Regions from separate parts of the Mus musculus genome. Here region 2 is linked to region 1. Evidence: chromatin loops called from intact Hi-C (ENCODE). Cell type or tissue: left cerebral cortex. All regions are shown on one strand. Links, peaks and the distances in the headings refer to the core of each region. The heading gives the core; the rest is flanking DNA.

What was found. A loop is a pair of places that touch in the nucleus more often than their neighbours do. Peaks named below come from ENCODE experiments on the same cell type or tissue, not always from the same donor. Only the 100,000 strongest peaks of a DNase experiment are listed, where the experiment ranks them.
Region 2: it touches region 1 in a loop (3-fold over the local background); 17 of 42 quality-filtered maps call a loop at or near these places.

What each region holds. Positions count from the first base shown.
Region 1 is chr1:43,043,395-43,048,774 of GRCm38, forward strand. It overlaps Tgfbrap1 (transforming growth factor, beta receptor associated protein 1), which reads right to left. Exons shown (of 12, transcript NM_001357299.1): 12 at 3,806-5,380. Among named protein-coding and RNA genes, the nearest start is that of Gm28782, 8.6 kb to the right of the region's middle. In left cerebral cortex, for the core only: no CTCF peak of the experiment used is centred there; DNase peaks (open chromatin) are centred at 3,111 and 4,618; H3K27ac peaks cover 748 bases.
Region 2 is chr1:42,899,736-42,905,115 of GRCm38, forward strand. Mrps9 (mitochondrial ribosomal protein S9) reads left to right here. Exons shown (of 11, transcript NM_023514.4): 10 at 3,560-3,729. Among named protein-coding and RNA genes, the nearest start is that of Gm23126, 36 kb to the left of the region's middle. In left cerebral cortex, for the core only: no CTCF peak of the experiment used is centred there; no DNase peak of the experiment used is centred there.

The sequences.
Region 1 (5,380 bases), core at 289-5,288:
CGTGCGTGCACACACACATACACACACACACACACACACACACTTGGTAACACAATATTTGTCTTAGGTTTTTCTATTGTTGAGATGAAACACCATGACTGAAAAAGCAAGTTTGGGAGGAAGGAGTTTATTCAGCTTCTATTTCCACCTGGCTCAGCACCAAAGAAAGTCAGGACGGGAACTCAAAAAGGGCTGGAACCTGGAGGCAGGAGCTGATGCAGAGGCCATGGAGGGATGCTGCTTACTGGCTTACTCTCCATGATTTCCTCAGCCTGCTTTCTTATAACACCCAGGACCTCCATCCCAGGGATGGCACTACCCACAATAGGCTGGGCCTTCTCCTATTGATCATTAGTTAAGAAAATGCCTTACAGCTAGATCTCATGGAGGCATTTCCTCAACTGAGGCTCTTTTCTCTCTGATGACTTTAGTTTGTGTCCAGTTGATGCACAACACCAGCCAATACACTATTTAAAAACCATGAAATGGACTGTCGATTTGCTTTTAAGAAGGAATTGTCATGCATGCATGTATGCTACAATAGTCCAAATGAGTTCAATCATGGAAGGGAACTGCAGACTTTGACTTAGTTAGGCTACCTGTGTTGTTGGAAACACAGAAGCAGGAAGAAGAGTGTGGTTGCCGGATCCAGGGAAAGTGAAATGCGAAGTTATTGCACTTCACTGAACACAGAATCTCAGAAATTAGGAAAAAGCAGAATTGGATGTTGGTAATGGTTGCGTGACAGACAATGTGCTACTGAAAGGTATTCCTTACAAGTGGCTGCAGGGGCTGGAGAGACGAGTCAAATGTGAAGAGCACTGACTGCTCTTTCAGAGGACCCAGGTTCAATTGACAGCACCTTATAATCATCTGTACCTCCTGTCCCAGGGGAACTAACACTGTCTTCTGGCCTCTGTAGGCACTGCATGGATATGGTGCTCAGACATATATGCAGGCAAAATACTCCTACACATAAATATAAAACAAAATGGAAGAAGAAAGTGGTTGGAAGGTTGGTACGATAGCTGAGTGGTTGAAAGTGATTGTTGCCAAGTATGATGGTCTGATAGTCCAGAACCTATATGATGGAAGGAGAATTGACTCCTTTGAGTTGGCCTCTGTCCTGCTCTAGTAAAAAAAATAGTGTTTATAATGCTCTGATTTATGGACTATATGTTTACAGTTTAAAGAGGAACACTTCTTAAATGTAGTAACATTGGTAGTAACAGTTACTGCTTTTCTTTAGGGCACAATACCGATTTCTTGACGTGGTTTATTCATATAAAATAAGTATACTCTGGTAAATTATTTGAAGTCAAAAGAAACTGTTTTCAGGGGTGCGCATTATTATGCAAACAACCAAGAAACGCTTTTTTTGTCCTCTAATTCCCAAGAAAGCAAAAGTTTAGCATTTGGTGATACATATTTATAAGCTTCAGCCAATGGTGGTCTGCAACTCAGCAATGTATTGAAACAATTTAGAGTGGATTTGGGGGCTTTCCTGTAACATCCTGACTACAGAGGTGGGAGCGAAGGACACTGGGCAGCCTGCCCCTAATCCCCAATTCTATCATGTGCATCAACTGATCCAGGAAAATCAAAAACGTTTGTGTTGACCACTGAGGGTAAGTCAGCTTAATCGTAGGCAACGAAGACCAGGTCATCTAGCTCGTATTCCTGAGATCTGGCTGAGATTTTTCTGCTGAGCTTAGGAAGAACACAGATAGAATCTGAAGGGGGAAAATTACTATCTCAAGTAAGAAATGGAAAATGTCCCATAAAGATGACCATGGTGGTGAAGGACTCAAAGAAGCTAGAGACAAAGCAAAATGCTTCTTAGCACAGACTAGAGGACAGGAGCAACTGAACACCAGACAGCAGAGCTAGAGCCCCCGTGGGTGGCTATGGGGTCACTTTCCTGTGCAGTGAGCACGAAGTGAGATGTGGGAGTCCTGACATCCCATAGGGACAGACACACTACAGCTCCAGCCAGGCTGCTGCTGAGCAGGATTTGTGTGCTGGGTGCTACCACAGTTCCCTAAGCCCCGGAGGGCAACATTGAGTGTTGAAGGCCGAGTCACAGCTATTACCTTACCCTGATTCCTACACTTGAAGGGACCTTGGATACTACCCAGCTCTACCCAGTGATCATGGATGAGACCCCAACGTCCAGGGAAAGTGTCGGAGGCAGCATCTTTTTGATAAAGTCACACTCATCTCACTAGCTGTGTATTGCTTTCTAATTCTTTCTTGCCACGTGATCTCATTTAGCTAATTTACAACTCTAGGCTGCAGACTGAATTATAGCTATTTGTTTCCCTTCCCTGGTTGCAAGCTAAAGGAAAGCAGGCGTCATTAATTCAGCGCTTTTCTCCAAACGGCATGTTAACAAGCTTTTAGATGGTGTTCTAGCCACTGAGCTTTTCTGAGGAGGTTAAAGGGTCTCTGATCCATATGGTTTAGATTCTTGCAGGTTTTCATTTCGAACGCTAAGGTTGACAGATTCGCTAGGAGCAAATGGGGTGTTAGTTAATATCTAATTACTCCTAACACAAGTCACAGCCCATTTAACTGAGGCAGACGCCAGTCTTTGCCTCCTCAAGATTCATTTAGAACAATTCATGTTTCCTCTGCCTTATCTCTTGTCTTTGTAGTAATTCCACAATTCGGTGTGAATGCTGCCTCTTTTTCCCAGACTAGCCTCCATCTAGTTTGGTTTCCACCATATCTTGCTTTTTTTTTTTTTTTTTACTAATATGCTAATACATACTAGGATACCAGTGTATAAGTCATTAAAAATAATTTTTAAAAAAACAGCTGTGGCCTCACTTCTCTAAACACAGCACCCGTGGTAGTTCAAGTAACAGTGACCTCAGGTTAGTTTTTTGGGTGTCTTTACTTGGCAGAATTTGTAGGCTAGGACCATCCTGATGACCTAGTGCCAAACTAAAACACCAGAACACCATCCCAGCTTTCCTGTTTGAAATCTGTGCATTGGCAGCATGCCTCACTTGCTGATGTGAGATTTACCCACCTACCTAACAGCAGGGTTAGAAGAATCAGGAAGAACCTTGCAGTAACAAGCCCCTCCTTTTCTCAGGAGTGGAGCAGTACCCAGGCTGGAAGCTATGAGAGACTAGTGGCATTCAACAGCTTTGCTCAAAGACCTACTGTGACCATTTTTTGGGGGGGAGGTTGATTTGAGAAAAAAAAAAAAGGTGTACTCATGTGTGTTGGAAGTGCATGGGGCACGAGGATGATCTCATGTGTCCAGTTCTGACTTTCCTTCTTAATATCCTTGCAGACAGGGCCTCTCATCGAACCTGGAGCAATGTTGTCTCTGCCCTCTATATCTCTGGGCTTCTAGGCCAACTTCTCGTGGTTTTCAACATGGGTTCTGGGATTGTGAATCAGGTTCTCATTCATGCTTTGCAGCAAGCACTCCTACCCAGTGAAGCATCTCTTCACCCCAAGAAAGTAGAAAGGTCTGTTTATATTTCTGGAATGTGTTCAGGATTTGGAATGCAGGAGCATACAGCTTGGAGCATTTGGCTCCAAGGACAATGAGTTGTCACCCAGAATATCTTCGTTCACAAGGCCTCAGTGCCTTGTTCATCTGAAGGCATGGCGTATACAGGAGTGCCCTAAGAATAAGCTGAAGATAAATGCTGAGGTAGAGTTTAAAATCCAGCCAAGTTGTAGAAGAGCCCAAGGGGCAGCTGCAGCTGCCACCAGCACATCCATGGGCACAGGGAAAATCAGAGTACAGCTGGATTCCAGAGGACCTTAGAGTGAGGCAGTATCTGTGGAAACCAGTACTTCAGCAATGTAGTGTTTATTTAAAAAAAAAAAATGACCCAAGAAAAGGACAAAGAATTAGAAGAATTTTAATAAAATCAACAAGTTTACATTTGTACATCTTGTGGATTTGGGACTCGTTAAGAGGCAAAGGAAGCTAGGAGGACAGATTCCTGTGGGATAGCAAGCAGGAAGCAAGGACTGCCCCAGTTGTGCAACAGGTGCCGTGTGACAGTGTGACCCATTTCTCTGTGCTCCAGGAGTGTCAAGCATGGCTCACAGGAGCCTCTCTCTCTCAGCTCTGTGTTCAAACCCAGTGCCCACAGCCAAGGTGACAGGCCTACATTAACACAGGTAAGCAACAGCAGATAGACAATTCCCAAAACTGAACATTCCTGCTCCCTTCCAGATACGAATGTGACCCAAGCTCAGCCAGTGTTGCTCCAGCTAGGATGGTTTTACAGAGCTGTTGTGCTACCCAGGGGACAGTCACAAAAGAGCAGGGCTGTGACAAACTATGTTATATATTCATCTTAAAAATGGGATTTGTGAAATTGCCCCTGGGAGAGTGTGAAGAAGGTAAGGAAGTAATAGTTTGTAACATGTGAGGTGATTCTCCGCCTTATATAAGTGTTTGCTTTAAAGGATTTGGTGGTGGTGGTGGTGGGGCGGCTGGGCTGCTCTTTATAGATCAATACTCAGAGACTAGAGTCCCCCACATTAGGAGTGAGCAGTCACAAGTCCTTTCTGAGACTGCACCCGTTCTGCGCATGAAAAACAGCGCTTTCAGATGAAACCGCCAATTCATGGGCTGTAATGAGATGCAGTGAGAAGTGTTCTCAGTCATCCTTGGGACACAGCGGAGCTGCAAGGAGACTTCATCATTTATTCTCAGACACTCAACACGTGTAGGGAAAGGGGCGCAGTCCTCTGAACACTCAAGACGCTTCTACTCCCTGGCTTACTGGGAATCCCAAAGGGACAAGAAATACACCAATCATTGTAAGTGCAGAGATCCTTTTGTCAAGAATGGACAGGGAATGGGGGTGGGCAGGGTCTGGCAGATGGGCTGGGTGGGGTGTGTTCTGGGGCCGCCCCGGCAGCCCGGGAGATGATGCTTCTTTTCCAAGCATCCTGGTAGAGGCTGTGCTGTCTGCCCTGAGGTTCTCATAGAGTCACCACCCTGGGGGTGGCTCTGAGACTTCAAAGAGAGCAGGGAAATGGCAAGAGCTGCAGTTTGTCTGTGACAATGACAGATACCAAGTCCAGTTGGTCACAGATGAGACCTTTCCTCTGAGGGTTCAGGAAAGCTCTGGGCAGGCATGGAAAGTGCTGGCAGATAAGGTGGCCTGGCCTCCTAAGATCCTACAGAAACACCTGTGGGCAGAACAGGGAAAAGCCGCTCTCCCAGCTGCCAGCTACAGGCTACAGGGCTACAGGGCAGAGGCCAGTGTGAGCCTCTCCTGGAAGGCTCACTGGTTTACTGATCACATTTCCCTTTGAATTTCCCAAGTATTCAGTAGGAGGTACATTTTAATGAGGAAAGAGATATCTGTAATGAGTACAACTGAAGAAATTC
Region 2 (5,380 bases), core at 149-5,148, 140 kb before region 1:
GAAGGCCCGTGAGTTGACTCATTCTGTCAGCTCCTCCGGCAGTGTGAGTGTTGTGAGGTGTGTCTCACATTTGAAGTGCAGAGCATGCCAATGCCAGAGTGTAAGGGAAGCGCATGCCCTCCTGATGGAAAGACGGTGTTCACAGAAAGCAGCTGCCCCAGAAACCAACGCTGGCAAAGCAGGGGAGGGGAGGGGAGAGCTCCGGAGCTTCGGCTCGTTTTCCCAATTGTGAACACTAGAAAGTGTCTGCCTTTTCCCTTTCAACTTCCTCCTTCTGGAGGGAATTAATTGTTCATATATGGAGGAAGCAAAGAAACCTGTCTGGAGTAAAGTCAAAACACAACTTTTGTCCGTTCCTGGTTCTGTGTGCATTATTCCTGAAAAGGTAGGTGTTTTCCCAATCAGGCGTTTCACGGCTTCTGTCCATTCGCTGTCCTCCCTTGGAGCTCTGAGTGAGCCGCCATGCAGAGCTCTTCTTGTGGACGGCAGCTATCCCACGACTTGGCTCTGTGCAGACGAGGTGCTGCGAGATTATTTCCTACCTTCTACTCCTGTGTCCAGAGTGCGCGCTGGTGTGTAAGGCAGGGGGCTGAGGCTCCTCTATGCCTGTGTTGTGTAAAGCAACAGTAACTGCCTCAGGAAAGTGCATTCCTTGTATTTGAATGTGTCCCCGTGTCAAGAGGGAATTTGTTCTTAACTCTGTGTGATACAAATTAAACGTTCTCAGCCATTATCTCACTGGAATAGATGCAGGGAGCCTAGGAGAAGCCAGCGAGAGGCCCACACCACAGGATAGTGACTTCAGCAGAAACAGCAAGGATGGCTGGCCTCTCTGTGATTTGGTGTGCAGACATAGTTACCTATGATTTAACCACCAGTCTTAACCATAGCTTAGTCTGGAAATTCAGTTTCACCTTAAATCTTACATCTCCCCAACTCCCTGCCACCACCCCAGGTTGAGACAGGGTTTCACTGCATGGCTCTGGCTGTCCTGGAACTTGCTGTGAGACCCACCCAAGTCTGAGGCACAGAGATCACCTGCCTCTACCTCCCAAGCTCTGTGATTGAAGGTACTTCCACTACTCCTGGCAGCTGAGTCTTTTAGTTTGAATTCAACCAGCAACATTATCTGTGGCCCTTTATGCGAAAGATGTCAGTGCCTACTATTAGATGGTTATGACTACTATTAAAGATGATACCTGCTATTAAGGAACATCTGGTTGGGAAGCCTAGTGCTGCTGCTCTTAGTGGGAAGGGACACGCAGACGCTCTGACTGACTTAAGATAGCCTTGGGGAATGGGGGGCCCTGCTAGCGATGTGCTACCCTTTCCTTCCAGAGAAGCAGGGCTGATAATTTTGAGTCAACAGTGAAGAGACCTCTGTCACTGGGAGATGGCAGAAGCAAGGGTCTGTTTCTGAGCTGTGTAACTTCAGACGCAAAGCTTCGAAGCCAGACCTGCAGCTGGGAGAGGGAGCTGTGCACGATGATCTCCGCGCTGCTGTTCTTCAAGTCACTGGACCTGTTCATCCTCCCAGGGTTATTTCTGTGAGGGCTGCCATTTTACAGAGGGAAAGCTGACCGTGAGGATGCTGCAGTGGTGCCTCCCCAGGGTCAGCAGAGGTCTTTCATTTGCTCTTATTTACAACAAACATGGATTGCTGTGTGCCTGGAATTTGGGACACAAGAGAAGTTGATAACCTTTCTGGAAAGCTGAACTAACTGATACTTACATGCGCTAATCGCGTAGTAGAAGGAACAGGCGTGCATTTGAAGCAGCTACACAAAAATCAGTGTCTGTATTTGGTACCAGAGGACTAGCATTCAGAGAACATATAAACGAGGAAATCATTGATTTGTAAATTTTTGAAGCATGCCAGTTTGTACAACTAAGACAGTGTGGGGTTTGCAGTGAAGGCTTTCATCGGCACTCCTGAGAGAGGAAGTGCTGCGATGTGAAGGGTTTTCCTTTGATGAACCTGCAAGTCTGTGCTGGTTTAAAACTGGTACCAGTGGCAGCAGCATGACTAGTTGTTAAAGTTTGGGGTGAGGCTTGTAGATTGTTTTACACTCAGTGTCCTTCCAACTTCCCGCTCTGCAGACTTTTGTCATCTGTCTCACCTTGACCATTCTGCCTCCATGACTAATGTAGCTCCAGAAATTTTATTCTGCAGTTCAGTTTTGTTTTTCTGAATTTTGGTCTGGTGATTGATTATATAAGCATGTATTTTGGAATCTAAAAACCTTGAGTATTGAGACAGATAAATGTTTATGGTCTCAAACAAATGGTTGGTCAAAAGCCTCTTTTGTAGCTTCACTTCTGTTGCAAACTCTCTTCCTGCCAGGTGATGTGGGGACTTCCTCAGCGCATGCGTCAGACAGCCCCACTCTGCCCTGCAGTGTCACACTTTGGTTATCAGTCTCTGGCTCCCTTGGTTTCCATAATATGGCTGTTGCTTACAATAGTATGGCTAGTTTTGTCTGGTTGCCTTAAGTATTCTGTCAAAAAAAGCAGGGTAGGCTTATGTCTGTTGTGGAATTGGCCAGTCCTTGGATGCACCGTTACAGATACAGCTTGCTCTGGCCTTGAAGTGTTTCTGTGGCTCCACTCACAGGGGTTATTTCCTTATCTGTTTGGTGTGAAAAGTTGTGTTTGCATCTCCAGCTGTACTCAGCTCAGAGCTAACGGTAAAAGCTGCAGTGGCAGACAAGGCAAATGATGCGATACAAATGGATTTCCTGAAGTACAAGTTCAGGAGATACTGGAGCTCAGGGATAGAGTGCTTGCCCAGCACCCACACGGCCTTGAGTAAATAAATAAATTCATTAAAATTAAAAACTCAGCAGAGGTGAAGGCAAAATAACAAAATCCAACTCCTATAGAGATGGCAGTGAGCATCATACTGATGTAATGGTGCGAGCAGGTGCTTGTTCTCCTGGGTGAGAGGGGCTCAGGACCATGCTTGTGTGTGCTGCTCTTTGGTGCCTACCTGTGGTTTGCTCCTTGGTCCTGCAGGGCCTGACTGTACATGCATCTTAGGGAGCTACAGTAGGGATTTGTGATTTGGGTAGAAGGAAGATAGTTATGTTCACTGTGATTTTAGAAACTTTAAACACAGCGTTAAACAGATGAGTACCGTCCATTCTGCAGAAGTAAATATACCTCATTTAGGAAAGCCAAATGGCATCTGAGTTTTGCTTGAGAAAGCCTATTAATGTATACCTGACCGCTGAATTCAAAGGCTGGGTTCAGTGGGTAATGGTGCCCCTTGGCTGTAAGGCTTCATTACATGGTGATCTTCACAACTTGCAAGGTTCTCATGAGATTATCAGTAAACAGTAACAGTTGATGTACTGCTCTACTCTGCCCATGCCACCACCACACCAAAAAGAAAAAAAGAAAATCTTTGAGCTGTACATAAGCCAAGCATTCTAAACCCCAGGAGGAGCCATGTTTCTGTGATTGGTGTAACTGCGGCTGGCACCATTTGGTTTTTGTAACTGTTCACAAAGTCACATCTTCATAGGAGGCTTAACCCATGTGATGTGCCCTGCCCTAGAGAACAGTTGATGTTCCCTTTCCACTTCCTGGACCGGCTGGAGAGACACGATGTGACCTGCACAGTCTCCGGGGGAGGGAGGTCAGCGCAGGCAGGCGCCATACGCTTGGCGATGGCCAGAGCTTTGTGCAGCTTCGTCACTGAGGATGAGGTCGAGTGGATGAGACAAGGTAGGTGTGTGTGTGTGTGTGTGTGTGTGTGTGTGTGGGCGGGTGTGGGGACGGGGGGTGTGAATGCTGCCTCCCACTGGTGTGGCTCTCAGGACCCCTCCATCCCCTCCATCCCTCCATTCTGCAGAACCACAACTCTCAGTTGCAGGCTAGATTTCTACACCGTAACCCAAGACTGGGACAGGAAATGGTTCTCCCTCCCAGCCATTGACATTTGTCTCTGCTGAAATATGCAGCCCAAGGCCTGCAGGAATTATTTTGGCCTTAAGGCATAATCTTTTGTGCAGCAGACCCAGCATATAACTCAACTATATTTGAAACAAATTGGATTTTTTTACTTCTTCATAAGTGTCAGTGATAATTTTTTAGTTAATGATAGATTAACTGTTTCCTAACATCAGGGCTTTTCTCTTTTGTTGTTGTGATATTACAATTTGATTTGCTTTTCTTTTTCATTCCACTTTGTGACCCTGTCTCCTGGGTAGTGAATGAAGACAACTGCATGGTAGGGTAAAGAGTATGCCTGATCCTGCTGGATATTACATAACACGCAGAGGCCATTCAAGCTGAAGGTGGCCTTTGCTCCATCCACAGGAAGAAAGCTCGGTCTGTGCAGCAGATGCAGCAGGCTTTGGAAACCACCTAGTGCTTCCAGCTTCCCTCACTTCCACCCATAGAAGGTGGTCTCGCGACTCTGCCTGTGGCGCAGCCACTGGGATCATAGAAGTAGAGCTTGTGGCTTAGGCTACTTAATTATTTTTTTAATTCTCTTAGAATGTTGCTCACATAAATAATTTGGCATTTAATGAAATTCACTAACTTGTGAAAATCTGTAGTGAAGGGGGTTTGGATGGATTCCACTTAACCCTTGTGCTCTTTGGAGCGGTGTGCATATGGCTTTGGATATAACATAGGACATACCTCTATTCCATTCATAATAGTTATTTTATTCCATAAATCCCCTACTAAATACCACCATATGCCCTGCGCCAATAGCAAGATTGCTAGTGTTACAAAAGTAAGAAGGGCCAGGATCAGGAATGCACACCATTAATCCCAGGACTAGGGAGGCAGAAGCAGGCAGATCTCTGTGAGTTCAAAGCCAGTCTGATCTACATGTAGAATTCCAGGTCAGCCCGAGCCACATAGTGAGACTTCAACAACAAAAGGAGAACTAAAAGCAATAGTCTATGTACATTATACAGCAGTTGGATTTTCCTAGTGTCTTCGATGGTGACTAACATTCCCATCGGACCATACACTGAAAGTAAAGTAACCCAGGGGTTGCCTCAAACCATTTTTGCTTCTGATGATTACACAAGCTGCAGCTTCCAGCTGGAAGTGACTTTATTCTTCTAGAACAGTTTCTATCCAAAGAATAACTCTGAACTTACTTAACTTCTTAAGTAAAACACCAAGGAATACCATTTTCACAGAAGTTCTAGTGAGATACTTCCTTCTTTCAACGATGTTCAGCAAACCCTGTTTGTATATGAACTTCAGCTGTGCTGTTGGCAGGCGTGTGTGTGCTTCCTCACTGCCCAGGTACAGTGACATACACCTGTATCTGCAGCACATGGGAGACAAAAGCATGAGAATCAGAACTTCAGGGCCAGCCTCAAAAACAAGGAGAATACATTTCAGCGTAGTG